3 separate regions of the Homo sapiens genome follow, and all the other regions are linked to region 2. The links are chromatin loops, found by intact Hi-C in ENCODE. Cell type or tissue: B cell. All regions are shown on one strand.

Region 1 (2,500 bases), 160 kb before region 2:
CCTCCCAAAGTGCTGGGATTACAGGCGTGAAACATCACACCAAGCCCGAGACCCTGTTTTTAAAAAGGAATACCCTGGCCGGGCGCAGTGGCTCACGCCTGTAATCCTAGCACATTGGGAGACCAAGGCGGGTGGATCACCTGAGGTCGGGAGTTCGAGACCAGTCTGACCAACATGGAGAAAACTCTTCTCTACTAAAAATACAAAATTAGCTGGATGTGGTGGTGGTCGCCTGTAGTCCCAGCTACTTGGGAGGCTGAAAGCAGGAGAATCGCTTGTACCCAGGAGGTGGAGGTTGCAGTGAGCCAAAATCACGCCACTGCACTCCAGCCTGGGCAACAAGAACGAAACTCCGTCTCAAATAAATAAATAAATAAATAAATAATAAAAAGGAATACCCTAAATGCATCTTGTGTCAGATCCTGGAAGAGAGGACATTTGTGGAAAAACTATTGAAGTCCAAAAGAATTTTAGTTAACAGATACTGTGTCAGTGTTCATTCCTTAGCTCTGATGTGGTGACAGAACATGCTGTCATCGGGAGAAGTTGTGGCGGTATTCTGGAACTCTCTACACCTTTACAGCTTTCCTAGAAATCTAGAATTATTCCATGATAAAAAGTTTTTTAATGCAGTAACAAAGATCTACATTTATTTATTTATTTATTTATTTATTTATTTATTTATTTAGAGACAGAGTCTCGCTCTGTCACCCAGGCTGGAGTGCAATGGTGTGATCTTGGCTCACTGCAACCTCCGCACCCTGGGTTCAAGCGATTCTCCTGCCTCAGCCTCCCTAGTAGCTGGGATTACAGGGGTGAGCTACCACGCCCAACTAAGTTTTGTATATTTAGTAGAGACGGGGTTTCGCCATGTTGGCCAGGCTGGTCTCAAACTCCTGACCTCAAGTGATCTGCTCACCTTGGACTACCAAAGTGCTGGGATTACAGTGTGAGCCACCGCACCCGGCCAGAGATCTACATTTTACATGGCAAGATGTTCACAAAATAATATTCAGTAAAAAGAAATGGCCAGGCGTGGTGGCTCACGCCTGTAATCCCAGCACTTTGGGAGGCCAAGGTGGGCAGATCACGAGGTCAGGAGATCGAGACCATCCTGGCTAACAGGTGAAACCCTGTCTCTACTAAAAATACAAAAAGAAAAAAAATTAGCCAGACGTGGTGGTGGGTGCCTGTAGTCCCAGCTACTCGGGAGAATGGCGTGAACCTGGGAGGCGGAGCTTGCAGTGAGCGGAGATCGCGCCACTGCACTCCAGCCTGGGCGACAGAGCGAGACTCTGTCTCAAAAAAAAAAAAAAAAGGAAATGAGTAACAGGACAGCATGTGTGCAGCCATGCGCATGAGGAGGGCGGGCCCAGCTGTGGCCGTCAGCGGCTGTAGCTTTGACTTTTTCTTTGTACTTCTTGGAGCACGTAAATCTGTTACAATGAACATGTCATTTTTATAGTCTTGTAATTTTTAGAATAATTGTTTTTTCTTTTTTTTTTTTTTGGAGACGGAGTTTCACTCTTGTTGCCCAGGCTGGAGTGAAATGGTGCGATATCGGCTCACCGCAACCTCCACCTCCCGGGTTCAAGCGATTCTCCTGCCTCAGGCTCCCAAGTATCTGGGATTACAGGCTTGCACCACCACGCCCAGCTAATTTTGTATTTTTAGTAGAGACGGAGTTTCTCCATGTTGGTCAGGCTGGTCTCCAACTCCCGACCTCAGGTGATCCGCCCGCCTTGGCCTCCCAAAGTGCTGGGATTACAGTCGTGAGCCACCGCGCCCAGCCCTAGAATAAGTTTTATAATCAGAAAAAGCAAACTTTTTCTACAATGTAATTTGGACCACTGTGTGGCATTCCTTGGCATGGTTTTAGCACGCTCATTTTGACCCAGTCCTCTGCTTGTGGGCATTACAGTTTTCAGCGTTCAGCTCTTCTAAACAGCACACCTACAGGAAAGTCCTTCCTTAGAATCTGAAATGTTTCCTCAGGATACTTTCCTAGAAATGGCCTTGCTAATGTAAAAGTGTGCAGATTTTTTTTTTTAAATAGGATTTCACTCTAGTGCCTAGACTGGAGTGCAATGGCCTAGTCAAGGCTCACTGCAGCCTCAACCTCCCGTGCTCAAGCAGTCCTTCTGCAGTCTCCTGAGTAGGTGGGACTAAGGTCATGAGCCACCACTCCTGGCTAATTTTTAAATTCTTTGTCAAGGCAGCGTCTCACTATGTTGCCCAGGCTGGTCTCAAAACTCCTGGGATCAAATGATCCTCCCACCTCAGCCTCCCAAAGTGCTGGGATTACAGATGTGAGCACCGTGCCTGGCCGATATGCTGATTTTGAAGAGGCTTTTCATACCTGCCACCTTCCAGAGAAGTTGTGCCCAGGTGTACCCTCCCCAGCAGAGAAGATGGTGTCTGCCTCCCATGCCCTCACCCACAATGGGTGTAATCATTCCGAGCCAAAGGGAACTTGTCTGGGCTGGTGTTTGAACACAAT
Region 2 (2,500 bases):
ACTATGTTGGCCAGGCTGGTCTTGAACTCCTGATCTCAAGACATCTGCCCGCCTCGGCCTCCCAATGTGCTGGGGTTACAGGCGTGAGCCACAGTATCGGGCAGCCAGATGGTTTTTAGTACAAGAACGACACTGTATTTTAAAATAATTATTCAGTTTCCTGCTTATGTGGGGATATGTAAGGTTGTCATGAGGAGTAAATTGGAGAGATTAAGTGAGAGGACTCATGTAAGGCTCTTTGTAGGTGCGAGGCAGAATAGACAGTTGAGTGGATATTGGCCATGATGGTGACATAGTCGGCGCACTGAGGAATTCAGGGTAGGGCTGGGAGCTGGAGACGGTAATAACCTGGGGGTCTGTGCATACAGGCTGGAGTCCAAGAGATGGTTCAGAGACAGTTCCTCTAGTCAGCCTCAGGCTAGGTGCTGTGGCTCTTCGCTGTAATCCCAGCACTTTGGGAGGCTGAGGTGTGAGGATCACTTGAGTCCAGGAGTTGGAGACCAGCCTGGGCAACATGACGAAACCCCATCTCTACAAAAAATACAAACCAAACCAAACAAACACACAAAAAACGGTGGCTCTATTCAGCCTGATAGAAACGACTTGTGGTACAGGCCCTAAGTCAGGTACGCTGCTGCCCAAGAGCCTGACTGGTAGATGGAGATGTGAAAGGGACACAGGGCTCTCCACGTAAGCAGGAGGCAGCAAGAATGACAGTTCCAGGGGTTCTACGTGGAAGGAAGAGGGGGCCAGGAGGAAGGGACTTCAGGTCAGATTGAGGGGGCATGTGCCATCCGGAAGAGGAGAATGTCGATGTAACTGTGAAAGTCCAAGTCCTAGCTGCTTTTCCACTGCCCTGGTGTACAACCTCAGGCCCTGCAGACTGCACATCTGAGGACCCCTGCCTGCCCTGTCTGGCTTCTCTGAATCTAATAAGGGAGAAGATGCGTTTGAAAAAGAACACGGAAGAGGGAGAGAGAAAAAAAGCACCAAGGTCCATGTTCAGAGAGCCCTGGTAATTTTAACTTGCAACTCACCCAAGAAGAGCCTAATGGTCGCAAGAGTATGTAGGAAGGCCCCAACCCGACCCGGCCCAGCACGCAGCACCCAAGGGCGGCTGGAAGCGCAATGCGCGTGCCCAGTACAGCGCTATTCAGTCTGCAGGCTTTTTGAGGATTTCAACTTCAAAGAACGGTCGGCTTCGGGGCGAACTTTGCTTCAGTTCCAGGCCTCGGGAGGCAGCGAGGAGACAGACTGGGACACCGAGCATGCAGAAGGGGAGTGGTCTTGAAATACGCGGAAAGGGAGAATGCACCCCTCCTGGCCAGCCTTGCCGGGCGAAGTGAGAAGTACTGAGGCCTGAGAAGGCTCCACGCGTGCGCAAAGGGCCGCTCGCTGTGATTACTGGGGTGGCGATGGTTGTGATGACGCCGCTGCCCCGCCTGCGCCGAAAGGGAAACCCCAGGGGAGGCGGAGGCCAGCGGGGATTTCTGAAGCCAAGTGGTCCCCTTCATCCACGACGGACAGGAAGGGCGACCCCCTGAGGCCACTTCCAGGTCTTGCGACCGGAGGAGAGTTACCAAGGAGACGCTCCTCCCGAGGCCTCGCGCGTCGGAAGCTTCTGTCCCCTGGATTCCGGTTGACGGACGCGTCCCCCGAGCAGGTTCTCGGTAGCAGCCGACACGCCCCACCCCGGGCACAGCGAGGTCTGAGGACCACGCTAAGGCGTCACGTCCGCCCTGATCCGCGGCAGCTATGGAACGGGCGGAGCCGCAGCGGAGGGCGCTCCGCTTTGACGTCACTTCCTGTGAGCCCGGCGGTGACAACGGCAACATGGCCCTGAACGGAGCTGGTGAGGACCTGGGCGGCAGGGGTTTGTGGCTGTGAGGTACGGGAGGCAGCCCACTCCGGCAAGACCCCCAGTCCCTATGCCTCTCTTCCCCAGAAGTCGACGACTTCTCCTGGGAGCCCCCGACTGAGGCGGAGACGAAGGTGCTGCAGGCGCGACGGGAGCGGCAAGATCGCATCTCCCGGCTCATGGGCGACTATCTGCTGCGCGGTTACCGCATGCTGGGCGAGACGTGTGCGGACTGCGGGGTGAGGCGAGACTCGGGCGAGTGACCGGGGATGGGTCCGCGGGCCAGGCCACTCAGCCCTTCCCCGGCCCTCCCCTCTGGACCCCATTGCCGGCGTCTCATTCCGGCCCCGTGTGCTTTTTGGTCCGTAGACGATCCTCCTCCAAGACAAACAGCGGAAAATCTACTGCGTGGCTTGTCAGGAACTCGACTCAGACGTGGATAAAGATAATCCCGGTAAGAGTAAAAAATAATCCGGGAGAGGGGCCGGATATGCTTAGGGGGGAAGCGTGGTTAAGTGGTGATAGAGGCCCGAGAACAGTAGGGCTGAGAGGTGACAGTGGAGTCTCTGGGTGGGGTAGAAGTAAAATTATTTCTCCTTTAGGCTCTAAAGAGGACCCTTAACTCAATAAGAGCACCAAGCA
Region 3 (2,500 bases), 83 kb after region 2:
TAGTGTGGAAGGCTGTGGTCACTGAGGGTGTGTCTGCAGAAAACTCGGATCTGGTCTTGTGGTTGATGTTTGAAGGGAGATTGATGGGGTGAGATCTGGATGTCAGAGCTCTTTGGCTGCAGGGAGGCGGCTGTAGCCGCAGTCCAGTGGGAGGTCTAGTGGTGACTTAAACTCAGTGATAGCAGTGACAGTGGGGAGAAGTGGGCAGATTTTCCAGGACCTCGTGGAAGGACTGGACGCAAGTTACTAAGGGAAGAGGCGGCATCTACGGTAGTGGCCAGGTTTCCGGCTGGAGCCCTTGGAAGGTGGCAGGGCCAGGGCTGACAGGGAAAAGGAGAGGCAGGCTGGGGATGGCTGAGGTCATTTGGAACAGGATGAGTTTGAGAGGCCCGAGGACGTCAGAGTGGAGATGTCCAGGGGCTGGTGCGCAGGGGAGAGAGATCTGGGTTGGATACGAGGACTTGGAGCTGCTGAGCCATGAGCATGATGGGGTCATTCACGAATGAGAGAAGAACCAGGAGAGGTCTTCGTGGGTCACGGGAGGTCGCGGGACCGAGAAAGCCAAGAGGAGGGAGGCGCAGCCTGGGCTGCAGGGCCTTGGCTCCCTGGTTTCCCTCTGGGCCTCGGGTCGCGGACCTCCGGTCGGGGTCCCTGCGCAGCTCAGCCGTCGGCTTCCTCAGCGTTAGGAGCCTTCTCACCCCGCCCGCTTCCTCCCCGACCCCGCCTCCCAGGCGCTCCCCGGCAGCTTCGCCCGGGTCCTGACCTGGCCACCGCGAGCCCGGGCTCCGCCCCTCGCGTGGGAGTTCCGCCGAGGCCCGCCCTCGCTCCAAGCCCCGCCCCTGGCCGCCCCCCCGGAGCCGGAGCCCCGTGGAAAACGCCACTTCCTCGACGGAATTGGCCTGCCGTCTCGCCGGCGCCGCCCGTCGGAGCCTGCACCCAGGGCCTTTTCTGTTCCTAGGAGACTCGCTGAATTTTGGGACGCGTCCCGCTGACGATAACTCCTTTTCCCCTGCTATTGTCCTCCCGCGACGGTGCGAAGCCCAAACGAAGACGCCATCGGCCTCGGCGGGGATTTTCCCCAGACGCTGGACCCGGCCTCCGGTTGCTGCGGGCTCCTTGTGCGCCTGCGCAGTCGAGAAGGGGGCCCACGCCGGCCAGCGCTTTTTGCTGCTGCGCTTGCGCTGGGGCAAAGCGGAAGTACGTCCAGCTGTAGCCCTTGTGGGCTGCGGCTGGGCCTTTGTTTTGGCTTCCTGAGGCTGTGGATTGAAGATTTCACCGTTCCTCCCAGAACAGAGTATCAAAGCATCGGTGGGCCGGGTAGATCTTTACCTGGCACCACACATTCCCCAAGAGAAGCACACACTCCCTGGGCCACCCAAGGAATTTGGCCCCATCACATCTTTCGAACATCGTTTCTCTTACCTCTGACGCTGGCTAGTCCCTCTTTGACATCCACTCTCAGCTGATCTAAGACCTGGAGCTAATGGGGCCTCTTGGAAGACTCCTGAAACTGCTCCATCCCCACAGCCAGCGGGCTCTACTAGGCTCTCAGTGTGCTAGGACTCTTGCCTTAGCTGCCCGTTTTCATCCACTGGACGGTAACTCGGGGTTTCCAAGGGCATTCTCAGACTGCAAGCTCTCAGAGGACAGTGCACGCATTCACCCAGCTCTCTACCACCAATGTCTGGCCTGATGTGACTAGCAAAATGTGTGCTCAGTGTTTGCTGAAAAAAAGCGGATCTCTAGCCAGCTTGGCAACAGATTTATTAGTTCAGAGTAGAAAGAGCAAGAGTCCAAGTGCTTTGATTGTTCAGTAAAAACTATGCCTCCTGACTGGAGAGCTGCCAGCCTGCTCTCCCCCACTCTTAACAACTTACCCTACTATTAAGGCACTTGAGAAGAGGGAGAGCAAGGAAGTCCCAGACCAAACCCCTTCTGGATCCTGGAGAGAGCCAGTGCTGTTGCACTGGTTTCCTTCAGCCATGGTTGAGCAAGGAAAGAGCCGGCAGAGACCTCTGTAGGGCAGGAAGGCCAGCCCCTCAAACGCTGGTGTTAGGCACAGGGACAATGCCAGTGCCATACAGGGGCTGGTATCTGGGGCGTTATTTTGATTAAGCTGTAATGAATCCATGATGGAAGACACTTGATAAGGCTTTGTGGGCTCAAAGGCCTTACCTCCAGCCTGCTTCTGTCTCTAGGAGAGTACCAGAAGCTGGAGGATGGGGATGGGGGACCCCAGAGTTCCCTACAGAGAAGGGAGCTGACCATCAGGACAGGGGAAAAGTTTGAGTTTCCCCAGCTCCCCCCTTTCCAGAGAAGTTAATGCTTCTGCTTAAGCACCTCCAAAAAGAGAGAGAGATACAGATACTGACAATAAAAGAATAAAATATGGCTCCCCCCTCCAAGGAAGACATCCACAAAGTTGGGGGCAGTTGGAACACACCCCACCAGAATCCGTAAGTGCTTTTGGAGGGCTTCAATCCCCTGCAACCCAGTGCTC

Evidence for each region. Hi-C counts contacts between places; a loop is a spot of excess contacts. Peaks named below come from ENCODE experiments on the same cell type or tissue, not always from the same donor. Only the 100,000 strongest peaks of a DNase experiment are listed, where the experiment ranks them.
Region 1: it touches region 2 in a loop (17-fold over the local background); 9 of 110 quality-filtered maps call a loop at or near these places.
Region 3: it touches region 2 in a loop (12-fold over the local background); 19 of 110 quality-filtered maps call a loop at or near these places.

Annotation. Positions count from the first base shown.
Region 1 is chr11:65,406,582-65,409,081 of GRCh38, forward strand. All of the region lies in intron 10 of FRMD8 (FERM domain containing 8), which reads left to right. Among named protein-coding and RNA genes, the nearest start is that of NEAT1, 15 kb to the right of the region's middle. In B cell, no CTCF peak of the experiment used is centred here; DNase peaks (open chromatin) are centred at 1,134 and 1,370; H3K4me3 peaks cover 736 bases; H3K27ac peaks cover 429 bases.
Region 2 is chr11:65,568,659-65,571,158 of GRCh38, forward strand. It overlaps ZNRD2 (zinc ribbon domain containing 2), which reads left to right and starts at 1,819. Exons shown (of 4, transcript NM_006396.3): 1 at 1,819-1,852; 2 at 1,946-2,097; 3 at 2,228-2,312. The coding sequence starts at 1,834. ZNRD2-DT (ZNRD2 divergent transcript) reads right to left here and starts at 1,755. Exons shown (of 1, transcript NR_038923.1): 1 at 562-1,755. RefSeq lists enhancers at 1,177-1,896, 1,907-2,136. In B cell, a CTCF peak has its summit at 1,535 (motif pointing left); a DNase peak (open chromatin) is centred at 1,513; H3K4me3 peaks cover 2,300 bases; H3K27ac peaks cover 2,500 bases.
Region 3 is chr11:65,651,855-65,654,354 of GRCh38, forward strand. RELA (RELA proto-oncogene, NF-kB subunit) reads right to left here. Exons shown (of 11, transcript NM_021975.4): 11 at 1,747-2,500. Among named protein-coding and RNA genes, the nearest start is that of MIR4489, 3.9 kb to the left of the region's middle. RefSeq lists a silencer at 647-886 and enhancers at 947-1,426, 1,437-1,486, 2,227-2,500. In B cell, no CTCF peak of the experiment used is centred here; DNase peaks (open chromatin) are centred at 987 and 2,477; H3K4me3 peaks cover 1,641 bases; H3K27ac peaks cover 2,500 bases.